Linked DNA regions of Homo sapiens: region 1 is linked to region 2. Evidence: chromatin contacts called from ENCODE Hi-C data. All regions are on one chromosome and are shown on one strand. Each heading gives the region's core, a stretch centred on a gene start or an enhancer-like site at or near the end of the contact. The rest is flanking DNA. Distances are from core to core; before and after follow the strand shown.

Region 1 (5,999 bases), core at 2,827-5,326, 950 kb after region 2:
TGTTAATATCATTACCATCATAACGGATTACAAGTTAATTTTTGATATAAAAATGATAAATGTATGTGGGCATAATAATATTTGTATTCTAAAGTAACAATCCCATAATTCTTAGGCAGGAAATATGGACTTATCTTTAATTAAATTGTTAGCCTTGCCCTAGACAAAACATCATGGTTTTATATGGAGTTTTTATATATAAATAAATTATTCTCATAATATTACAGTATCAAAAGAGCACACTTTATTTTATAATTTAATATAAAAATATAAAATGTAATATAAAATATTATGATGCACTTGTAATTTATTATTGCAAGTAAAATTGTGATTAATTTCTTTAAAAATTGCATAAGATTAAGTGAAAATGGCTATCCGTCATCACTTTATGTTGGATTACATTTTATTCCATCCAAAAAAATTCATTAGTTTAATTTAATTCCTAAGATATTCCTAAGCACTTATCAAATATGGCAATGTAGTTATTCCATAGGGAGAAAAAAATCTATTTCCACAAGATAGATAATTCTTGTTTTTATATAAGATTTTCACACTGTGTTTTTCAAAAGTTAATGAGAGATTCATCAGATTTTCCATTTTCTTGGTCATGGATCATTAACCTTATAGAAATGCAGGTAAAATTGACTTTACTATGTTTTTTATCATTATAAATCTCAAAGTCATAGAGACTGTTTGTCACCCATGCTGGTGCTGAAAATGCAGTTCATAACCTGATTCCATAAACACTACGGCAACACTTTAGACTGAGAAGCATAATCTCATGCTATATGCTATAATTAAAGTACACTCAGTGTCCTTTTGATGGGATGGCAAATGACGGTCTGTGATGACTTGCTTTTCCCATTATTGCTGTCATATAGGACACATAATTCAGCAAATGCTTCCATTTCTCAGAACTTTTATGTGTGTAATGACAGCCCAACATCAGCAATGTTCTGTTAATATAGTAAAGAAGATAAGATTGCCTGTTTGGAGCTGGACACTAAACAGATTATTTGGATGATGTCTTACTGAGCATCTTATTCATCAAATCTAGAATTTAATTCTAAGATGTAGGTTTGCAATTACGCATTTGGTTCAGCAAAACATTTTTATATACTGGGTCTTGAAATTCTGTTCGTCCTGTTTTGCCCAGACATCTGTAATTATGTCCTCAAACTATATAACTATGGTGGTCTCCGTTTCAATTCTAATAAAAACCTATGACCCTCGTTCTGCAGCCAAGGCCATGGTGGTTTAACAATAAAAAGGGATATTAACATGAAAAATATCGAAGAGCATCAAGACATTAAATCAAGGCAGGTTTTTTTTCCCCTAAATTGTACCAGTTATTGGGAATCTTCTTTTAGGAATAGATTTTCCATTAGTTCATGGGTATGCAGATCTAGAAACCTCAAGAATTCTTTTTGTTCCGTTGCCAGATTTGAAACTCAGTCACTGCCTTTTTATCTCAATGTGCTTTGTTGCCATATTTCTGATGTTTCTTTCCTCATTCCTGACATTACGTTGTCCATTATATTATTCATTTCTCAGTTGCTTCCTTTCTTATGATTTATGCTATAAGTTACCATAATACTTTGTGGAAAGTCTTGGTATATAGTTATTAAATGTGAATGCTAATCAAATATGATTAAAATGCTCTTCTAGCTCTCTTTGTTAGAAAGGTAATGCTCTCTCAGAGTTAGACCTTCAAATTAAGTCATACGTACTCAGCTAGTCTTAATGCCATTAAAATATCTTCAGGATTATAGAATTGGGGAAGTTATACTAAGTAAAAGACTTTTGCATATTTGGTTTGTTTATCAATTGTGCTTTCCTGTTGTATGCGTTTGATATTTAAAATGCTCTTATGAGGAAGGGGAAAAAACACCTATATTTATTTCTTAATGGTTTCCACATGCTTGAAAAAATAAATCAAAACTTGACATGGAGACCATCTAAAAATTCATTGACTTACGCTTAATATAAAATCTGAGGCCTATATTCTCAGAAAACAACCAAAGCACATGATAATAATCTAGCAAAAAAATCCTATATTTGATTTTTGAAATATGTGTTGATCTTAAAAATTATATTTTGATACAAGCATATTTCATATGTTAGACTGCTTCCCTTTATTTTACAAGTCTGAGCTTTCAATGAATGAGTCACTTGTGGCTTAACCTAATTCCTATTCTGAACATAATCTTTAATATAAAGAGTCAGCCTTATGGAAAAAAGAGATTGATGTAGAGTTGAAATAACGGTAATGTTATATCACAGAAAGTGTTGGGGGAAATTTGAGTGGTGAGATCAATTAATTTTCCTCAGAACTTAAACACAAGAGAATCTTGCACAATGAAGTGTTATTTCCTACTAGTAGCAAGTGTTCATTTTCTGGCTTTGACATACAATGTATAGTTTCAAAAATACTCAGAAGTTAGTGCCTTAGCACAAAGCTTGCAACAGTTGCAAAAGGCACCTAAGGAACATTTTGCACTGTGATCAGTAAAACACTGAGACATGCACAATAATTAAATACAGTAAACTTTGACATTTTGCAGACATTTTGTTATATAAAATTCATACATATGGGTACATTATGTTGAACCACGTGATTCCTAATTTTGTAGGTCAAAAGTGATTAAGTACCAGCAATTTCAGATTGTTTGACCTAATTCAAAAATGCACAGATCCCAAGTGTACAATCTGATGGCCGGGCTTGGTGGCTCACGCCTGTAATCCCAGCACTTTGGGTGGTTGAGGCAGGCAGATCACTTGAGGTCAGGAGTTTGAGACCAGCCTGGCCAACATGGTGAAAACCCATCTCTATCAAAAATACAAAAATTAGCCAGGCGTGGTGGTGCATGCCTGTAAACCCAGCTAGTTGGGAGGCTGAGGCAGGAGAATCGCTTGAACCTGGGAGGCAGAGGTTGCAGTGAACTGAGATCACGCCACTGCATTCCAGGCTGGGCAACAGAGTGAGACTTGGTCTCAAAAAACAAGACAAAACAAAACAAAACTTGATGAATTTTCTCATACTGAAAATATTTTTATAACTAGCATCAAGATCCAATATACTTTTTTTGGTCATAATTATGTGTCTTTGTCAAAATAGGACAATATAACATATTTCCTTTTACAGTGTGTTAACTTTATTTGTAACATACGTATTTAGACAGGTGGCATGTCCATTCAGATTCTCACCTTGGGTCCACCTCTCTGACAGTGGAAGAGAAAATGGAATCAATACATTATAAGGAAGAATCATGAAAGTCATTTTATTTGTTTTTCTTCTGTCAAGGGTCACAGTCTTGTGCTGCCTGTTGTCCAGTGTGTGAAATCAATTGTTTTATATGTTGATACAGTTTTTTTAATTGTTTACAACCAAAAGGGAAAGCCAGCTCATTCCTAGATATTCCATTATGACCAGAAACAGAAATCTAGGGCACGCTGCTAAACAACCTCAAAGTTAAAAGTGGTTCTAGTATGATACAGTACCTGTTTTCAAACTTTTTAGCTAAGACAGATACATGAAGGGAAGGAATATGTGCTTCTCTAGAGCCTGGGAGAAGACCCAAATGAGTTCCGAAAAAGACAAACTATCTTTATTGTCATACTTAAAAGGTTGCAATTAATCTGCTTTCTCCTCCATGCTCTACCTTTAGACTAAATATATATGCACTTTAGACTAAATATATTCAGCCTCGGCAATTAGCTTACTTTTGAGGGTGTCCATACCCAACAGGTGCTACCACTTATAAGTGTATTTCTGCAGAAGTTGCTGAGTCACCAGCAGCTCTAAGATATTATGAAATCCTCCAGTGCCCTTCTGGAGCCACTTGGGGGACAAGGGTTTTAAATGGTAGAGAACTCTTGCGTGGAATCCTCAAGTCTCCAAACATCTGTACTTTGTCTAGAAGTCAACTCCCAAGTGCCTAAAGGATTATTAAATAACCAGGGGTAATCTAGGTCTCTTCTGGATTAAACTCAGTGCCCTAAAGTTCTCCTCACAAAGCAGGATACACACCCAACAAGGTACTAGAACTGGCACGTTACTAGTTGTGTGTGTTAATGTCTTTAGGAATCTAGAAATCTCCTAAGTCATCTTCTCACTCACTTAAACAATTGTGTAGTTCACAAACACGGAGGGATGACTAACTTCCTGAAGAATGCAGCCACAATTTGTAAGCATAAATGGGCTCTTTGTAATGAGAAGAAATTAGAGGGTTCTGTTCCATTTTTATTATGCAGAATGGAAGTTTTCAATGATATGTAACACATAAAAATTAAGGAGTAGGTGGAGATTCCAACATTAAGGTAATGTTAAGCATATGATCTATTTAAACTTGGCACTTAACGAACAGAGAGTAAAGCTATCCAAGGCGTCCTAACTGATCATTTGGAAGACTGGCAAAAGTGTTCGGCATAAAACAATATGCATTAGTGTAATCAGAATGTGTAAATTGTAATCATAATGCCTCTTAAATGTACCCATGTCAGTAACAGAATCGCTGCCAGGTAATGAAGACAGACTACTTGGTGAGAAAGAGCTATCTCATTTACTTTTTATTATGTCCCAATCTGTAAATTAGGAGCACAAAAAATTGGTCCAGCTGCCCTGTGTTTTCACTTTCAGCAACGCTATCTCATGAAATAATGGAAATGTTTTCCCGTAAATAACCAAAGAACAGAAATAATGCAACTCATTAAAATACAATAGTGTATATGACTTCAACTCGTCTTAACAAGGTTGGTATTCCCAATAAACAGTTCCTTAAAACAGAAAATTAGTGGGCATTTATGGAAGTTCTTTAAAGATAAATGATGTTTTGTTATTACTTTTTAAGAAATCCTTTCCAATAATAACCAAGACCATGTATTTGAGTTACAAACATGACCATGATTCAAAGCAACAATTGTGAAAATGATGCTAGTACAATTTTGTCTCCCTAATTCCGAGTTTCTTCTTCCACAGTGATTAGTATTTATTCATAGGCTTAATGGAAATTATTAAATATTTGTTAAATAAAATAATATATGGTATATACGCATATAAAATCTGGCTTTATGAGTAAACTAAATACCTTTTATAGGACCTTTTACTCTTATTTCATTCAGTTTGTTCTTTCCAAACCAAAAATTAATGCTTGCATTATGTTGGTAAATCTCCCTAAATGTTCCCAACTCAACTATAAATAAAGTGGATGACCCATTATATTGGGTCAGGTGTGTGTATGCGTGTGTGTTTGTGTGTGTGTGTAAGTAAAATAAAAAAGAAATTCAACAAATAAAACTAAAATTATCTCTATATTTTATAATACCACAAGAAACTGCTGGTCACTGTACTCCTTTTTATAGTGGGGTGGTAAGCAACTGAGAACCTGAGATTGTTTATGTTCCCAAAGATGACATTAAAAAGAAACTTTTTACAAACATTCTTGGCAGTATTTCTTTTGCCAAAATTTGTATCAATTTATTAACTACATGAAACAGATTAAATATATTAAACCTAGTTTTTTCCAAACCTGTCCATGGCTAACCATTAAGATACCAGCTAGAACTATTTGAATATCATCTTCAGAATAAATTTGTAAACACTTTTTCTTCTTTACTTGATTATCCAGCAAGTTTTCTGCCACTAAGCCCTCCACACAACAGTAAGCACATTAGGGGAGGCTGCAGTGTAAGTCTGTGGTGATATTCCACTATTTCTGAAACACAAAGACACTTTTGATCCCCTATGACTTCACATGCATGTTACTGAAAAGGCATTATTGACTTCCCTTTGTTGCTACAATGGAGTAACAAGATCAAAGTCCTCAGAGTTGAACAAGAGGTACAGACTAAACCCCAAGTCCTCTATTATCTGTGACCAGAGATTTTGTCAAAGGAGAGGATGTCTCTTAATCCATCAGGAGAAGCACCAGGCACCTGTGCAATTTTAAAAATTGCTGTGTTTCACCACGTTTCACTCATAAGTGGGAGTTGAACAATAA
Region 2 (5,966 bases), core at 1,375-3,874:
AAAGAGGAATTCATCAACTCATTAAAAATTATTTACAGCTGTTCAAGTTTGTGCAGAGTTATTTTTAGCTGCGATTAGAAAAAGAGAACAAACAAGAGTTAAAGCAGAACTTTTGAGAAATGTATTTTTTTTATGAGAAAGTAGAACATAGAAAAAAACAAGCTCAAAGAAGAATGCAAGTAAGTGTGGCCACACAACACTTTCAGGGAATGATAATGAAATAAAAATATGAATTGGTTGTGGTATCGTAACATTTATTTCTTTATGAAAATGTTTTGTCATCATGATTTTTCTCCAGGAGGTTTAAATATGTTTTGTTTTGTTTTGTCTTCAGGAACAAGGTGTGGTTATTGATTCTCTAAAATTAAGTGAGGAGATGAAGCCCAATCTAGATGGTGTTGATTTATTCAACAATGGTGGTTCTGGAAACGGTGAAACGAAAACTGGGCTGAGACTGAAAGCAATAAATCTGCCTTTGGAAAATGAAGTAACTGAAATTTCAGCTTTGCAGGTGCATTTGGATGAATTCCAAAAAATCTTATGGAAGGAAAGAGAGTAAGTGCTAATCATTGTCTCCCTTAACCAAGTCTAAGTTTCAAATCACTTAAAATTGTTAATACAGATAGATTGGTCATTTGATAATGTATTTTATCCATGTTTAGTCATTAAGTTTTAGGATTTAAAGAAATTAGTTTGATATATATTCATATGTTGAATTTTAAAATGTAGTTTATAACTTGTTAGTGTTTTCCATTCTTTTAAGTTGACTTTTATCATGACTATGTTTTTATCTTCTCTGGTAGATTCACTTTAATTGTATATGAATTCTTAATGTACAAGGTTAAAATATCCAGTGTATTATTTAAGTTTGACAGCATCTTGGACTTGGTCAGTAAAAATGAATAAATATGTTAATATTAATAGTGGAAAAATCACAATTTTGTGAGATATTTATTACAGAAAAAGTAGTCTTATACATGGACCATTAAGGGCATCAGGCTTTTGCTTAATTGGCCTGGATATTCATCTTTGGTCTGATGTCTTCTAGCTATGTGATGTTGGCTGTTGCCCCTTTGTGAAAATAGCTGTAGTGCTGTTATGTTCCAGTTATCTATTATCTTGAAACAAACTTTTCCAAGTAATTATCATTAAAACATATCAACAGCAACCACCCTGTCTTCTGTTCAAGAATCGCGAGCATGGCTTGGCATGGACATTGTATCTCTCACTTGTGCCTTCAGTTGCAAGGGCTCAAAGGCTGGCAATGCATGGAAGGCTGGGGGCTGCAGCCTCTTTCACTCATATCTGGCAGTCCATCTCGGTTTTCATCTATGCCTCAGTTGGGACACCTGCACTGGGGCTATTTAAGGGGGTGCTTGGCTTCCTCACAACATTGGGGCTAGGTTGCAAGTGAACATCTTAAGAACACAGAGAGAAGAAAACGCCATTTGAATGATTCTGCCTCAAAAGTCAGACCCACTTATCGGTGGTGAGAATCTCAAAGTCTGACTCAGATTAAAGAGAGAGAGGCACTTTCAATGGAAGGAGTGTGAAAACAATTTTATAATAAGGGTGTGTGGGATGCAGTCATTGTGGCAACGATCTTTGCAAAATACAGTCTGTCATAGCCTTTCTCAGTGAATTCTCATAAAGATCAAGAACAAATAACATCTGGGAAAGAGAATAGTAATATGAAATGTTCAATATGGATTTTCGTTTCTATGCAATCAGCTTACAATTTTATTAGCACAATGTGGAATATCTAATATATAAATAAGGTTCCAAAATCTAAAAATAATTATTTTTTATCTCTTAGTTATAAAAATCTTAATAGGCAGAACCAGAAAAGCAAGAAGGATATGTATGCATATATACACACAATGTATTATATAAGTATATATTATATAACAGTTTTAATTTTCCTGGCTTGAATGGACTGAAATAGGGATAAATATGCATGCTAGCCATTCACAAATACAGTAAGTTCTTTACCACTTACTTTCTGCCAGAAGTTTCTCATTAGTCCCTCTGAAATTTACTAGTGCCACCAATTCCCTTTTTCAGATTCTTCATCTGTATTTCACTAGATTAGTAGATTGTGATCATACAAGTATCTATGTACAGAATAAATATTTATTACTCTACCAAGTGTAAATTCCTAATAGAGGCAACCAACATTAGTAGAAAACAGAATAAAAATGAATTTAATTTTTAGGCTCGTACACATAGTGACAATTTTATCTAGCCCTATACATTTCAGTCACATTCTAATCTCCGTGGTTTTACTTCTTGAAGCATTTAACTTTTTGGTAATTATAGACTTCTCTCCAGCCCACATACAATATTACTTCCCCAGTGCAGTCTAATAGGAGCAATGCAGAGCTGTGTTTTTCTAGATGTAAACTTCTATTCTAAGGTGTCAGTTTTAAAGATATGCATGTTCTGTCTTAACACGCTTATCCATATACATATACACAACATATACTTTTTACTTTCTTGGAATAAATGAACAATTCTCAGAGTAAGTACATTCTGCAGTTCTCAGTGACTTCAGTCTATAATCCATAGACAGGCCAAAGAATAAGAGAAAAAAGGAAGCTTTCCATGGCTTTGTCTTCCTACTCTCCTCTTTTAAGAAACAATCCCACGGACGTGATGAGTCATGGTTCCTGTGTCCATGAATCAACATTTGCATGCAATCCGCATGAGGCAATCAGTCTTTTTTTCTATCACAAGAGAACATTTTCCAAGAATATAGGATATGCTATTACTTATAAATCCATCTAATCTTTTAAATTCTTCTTCCTGGAATATCAGTGAGTGGGTGGCTTCGACTGAGATGTGAATGTATTTTTTTCTGCATTCCCATCTAGTGGGAAAATTCTCTTCTTGACTAGTGCACAGAAATCAACTCAGAAAACTCAGGGACTCATTTTTTTCCATTGTCCTTGACTAGAACCTCCTCATCAAATAGATGAAACTTTATAGTTTTCTTTGCACTCTGAGTACTGTTCAGTTTTATGAATAATTATCCAGTGTATAAAAGTTTCTCATATACTGAGAATTTATATATTTCTGTTGACTTTCATAAAGACTTCCCAGGTAGAAAATTTGGAGTAAGGCCAGGAAAGCTGATCCTCTTATAGGCCTATGTGTACCTAAACATTTGGGAAGCTGAGGTTTGGCAATACCAAATCTCAAGTAACAGAGACTGAGATAAAATAATTTGAACTGTCCCAAACTTCAGAATCAGTTTTCAAATTTCACTGCAGAGACCTCCTTTATCACTTGTAAAATGTTTGTTCTGTGTCCTTTAAGCTGAGCTTCAGTCCTCCCTTTCCATTTTATCATTTTATCTTTTTTTTCTTTTCTTTACTTTTTGAGACAGTCTCGCTCTGTTGCCCAGGCTGAAGTGCAGTGGTGCAATGTAAGCTCACTGCAATCTCAGCCTCCTGGGCTCAAGCCATCCTCCCACCTCAGCCTCCCAAGTAGCTGGAATTACAGGCTGTGCCACCACGCCTGGCTAATTTTTTATTTTTTTATTTTTAGTAGAGACGGGGTTTTGCCATATTGCCCAGGCTGGTCTCAAACTCCTGGCCTCAAGTGATCTAACCGCCTTGGCTTCCCAAAGTGCTAGGATTACAGGCGTGAGCCACTGCGCCCAGCCCATTTTGTCTTCTTAATTTATTTTCTATGTAAGAAAAGTAGCATGCTTCATTAAATGTTCAATTTTTTTCTTAATGAGATTTAAAATCCAGGTTAGAAGCTTCAGCAAATTAAAAATGCTACAAAGGATATTATTTTTTATATATGTATGAAAGACACAGATTTCTACTTTACATATTTAAGAAATTATATATATAAAGTATATATATATATATTCCTCAATGAATACATTGACATGCAAATCTGGTTAATACTATTTAATGTAATATTTGTAAATATTTGAAAATCAAGCTTATTTTGTTACTTTATTAACTGTCACTCATGGAATATTCAATAAACCTTTACCATTTTTTGACTCTCCAGTGTCTATTTTGTGTTTTGGCAATTCACTGCCAAATGAAACAGAGTCTACACCTGTGCATAGATTATAAAAATGCCAGTAAGTCTCTACCAGGGTTTCCTTTGCAATGAGGGTACAGACACTTGACTTAGGAATAGTGCATCAGAGGTGGCCACCTAGACTTTTAAGCCAAGCCAATACCGCAAGGCAATAGACAGCATCTAGAATCCATACCTAAGCGAGAAGCAGCAGCAATAAAGACAACTTGTTTCCAGAGGCAGCGGTGGCCTCTGGTGCTTAGTGACACCACTCACTGTCCCGTATTGGTGATCTTGAGGTCCCGCTGTGATGTCTCTACCTTAATGGTGGCCGAAATAGTGTGCTTACAGGAAGATTTTGATGGCTTTCTCATCAGTGTTCCTGGCTGCATGTATTCCCCAGAAATATTTTGAGCTATAATGTCAATTTCCGCTCAAATTTGCTAATTTGAATACGTTTGCTTGCCAGACACATATTACCAGGAGAGTGTAGAGGCAACAGACAGAGGAGGTTACAGGCAGTGGGGTCTTCATGGGACCAGTTTTGTGGCATGAGAGTTGGTCTTGGTCCCTGTCCGCTTCATCTGCAAGCCTTGTTCTATAATTCTCCTGGAGATCTGAGCTTAACAATATTCTTTAAACACTTATCTTTTCTAATTAAATTAACTGTATATGGCTTGGCTGTTTGCAACAGCCGAGTGCTAACACCCAGTGCTGAAAGATGTAATTATGAATAGTAGGAAGTGCAGTTGCAAAATGACATGTATGTTGCTTAAAGTATATTTGTAAAAACTTGTATTGTTAACAGTTTAATACTATCTCTAAATTTTGAACTGTTATAAAAATGAATAACTGCATGTTATTACAAGATAATCATTTGATTTGGTAAGAACATTTTTATATTAATACACCTTTTCAGAAAATCATGATTCAATTTTTTTCCAGTGAAATTTCACACAGTTCAACAATGATTAATATTTATTCCTAGATATTAATTTTTAGGACCTTTCATCTATGAGAAATATTTGAGTAATATTCTTGTCTAGAAATTTAAATTTTATTTCCAATTATTGTGGAATTGTGACAGTAAACAAAGTATCAAAAAATGCATAGAAATAAAATCACATCTTTTCATAAAAATAATTTTGGTTCACATTTTCTATTTTAGATTCTACAAATTTTATATACTTTAGCAATATTATTTTTTAAACTTTATATCATCATATTAAAGATACGACATTTTTGCTGAGCTTTGTCTTTTTAATTTCGTTCTCATGAAGAATGTGTACATAAACTATGCAACAATTTAGAGTAAATATTAGGTGTTTTCCTTTGCCTTCTTGTAGCTCAAATACTCTGACAATAATATACATCCCAATTATAAATTGAACTATATTATTCATCAATTTTGAAAATCTCTCTGAAACACAGAATAAAATGATTAGGCTAGAAAATTAAGGATTTATAGAGTGCCCTCTGCTGCATAAATTTAGACATACAATGTCCTTAATGCTGGCAGAGACACAAAAGTTTATGATGGGGCTATCTAAATACTAAAAAAAAATTTAAGTATCCCATTGTCATTAAATAATTTTTAATGAATTGCTTGTTTTCTCACTCCCCTAACCAAATGGTAACCTTTTACATAATAAAAATGCATACTTTTCTTTTAGGAAACAAATACATATCAGATATTTTCTTTATGATGTATATTTAAGGAGGTAACTATTACTTTCTTTGAAAATTTTTGAATTTGAATTTATTTTGAGTTTCTAACTTATCATTTGATTCATTAAAGTATAATATCAAAAGCAGACATTTGATTTCTCAACATGTATGATTTTAACTCTAGGTATTTTTCAAGTATGTTTCCATTCTATTATAAATAAAATAATTCTCAAAATTAATTTTAAGGAGGAACA

Evidence for each region. Hi-C counts contacts between places; a loop is a spot of excess contacts on that map.
Region 1: a loop to region 2 is called in a map of IMR-90, with 2.9 times the contacts of the local background. The contact joins two enhancer-like sites. A Hi-C loop is called at or near these places in 1 of 168 maps with a recorded cell type or tissue (IMR-90) and 1 of 37 single-sample maps with no recorded cell type.

What each region holds. Positions count from the first base shown.
Region 1 is chr18:69,784,220-69,790,218 of GRCh38, forward strand. All of the region lies in intron 7 of DOK6 (docking protein 6), which reads left to right. Among named protein-coding and RNA genes, the nearest start is that of CD226, 160 kb to the right of the region's middle. Within about 2 kb of position 4,077, at least 3 of the 41 ENCODE cell types and tissues checked have a DNase peak (open chromatin) inside an H3K27ac peak, as active enhancers do.
Region 2 is chr18:68,838,372-68,844,337 of GRCh38, forward strand. CCDC102B (coiled-coil domain containing 102B) reads left to right here. Exons shown (of 8, transcript NM_024781.3): 3 at 335-555. Among named protein-coding and RNA genes, the nearest start is that of CCDC102B, 43 kb to the left of the region's middle. Within about 2 kb of position 2,625, at least 3 of the 41 ENCODE cell types and tissues checked have a DNase peak (open chromatin) inside an H3K27ac peak, as active enhancers do.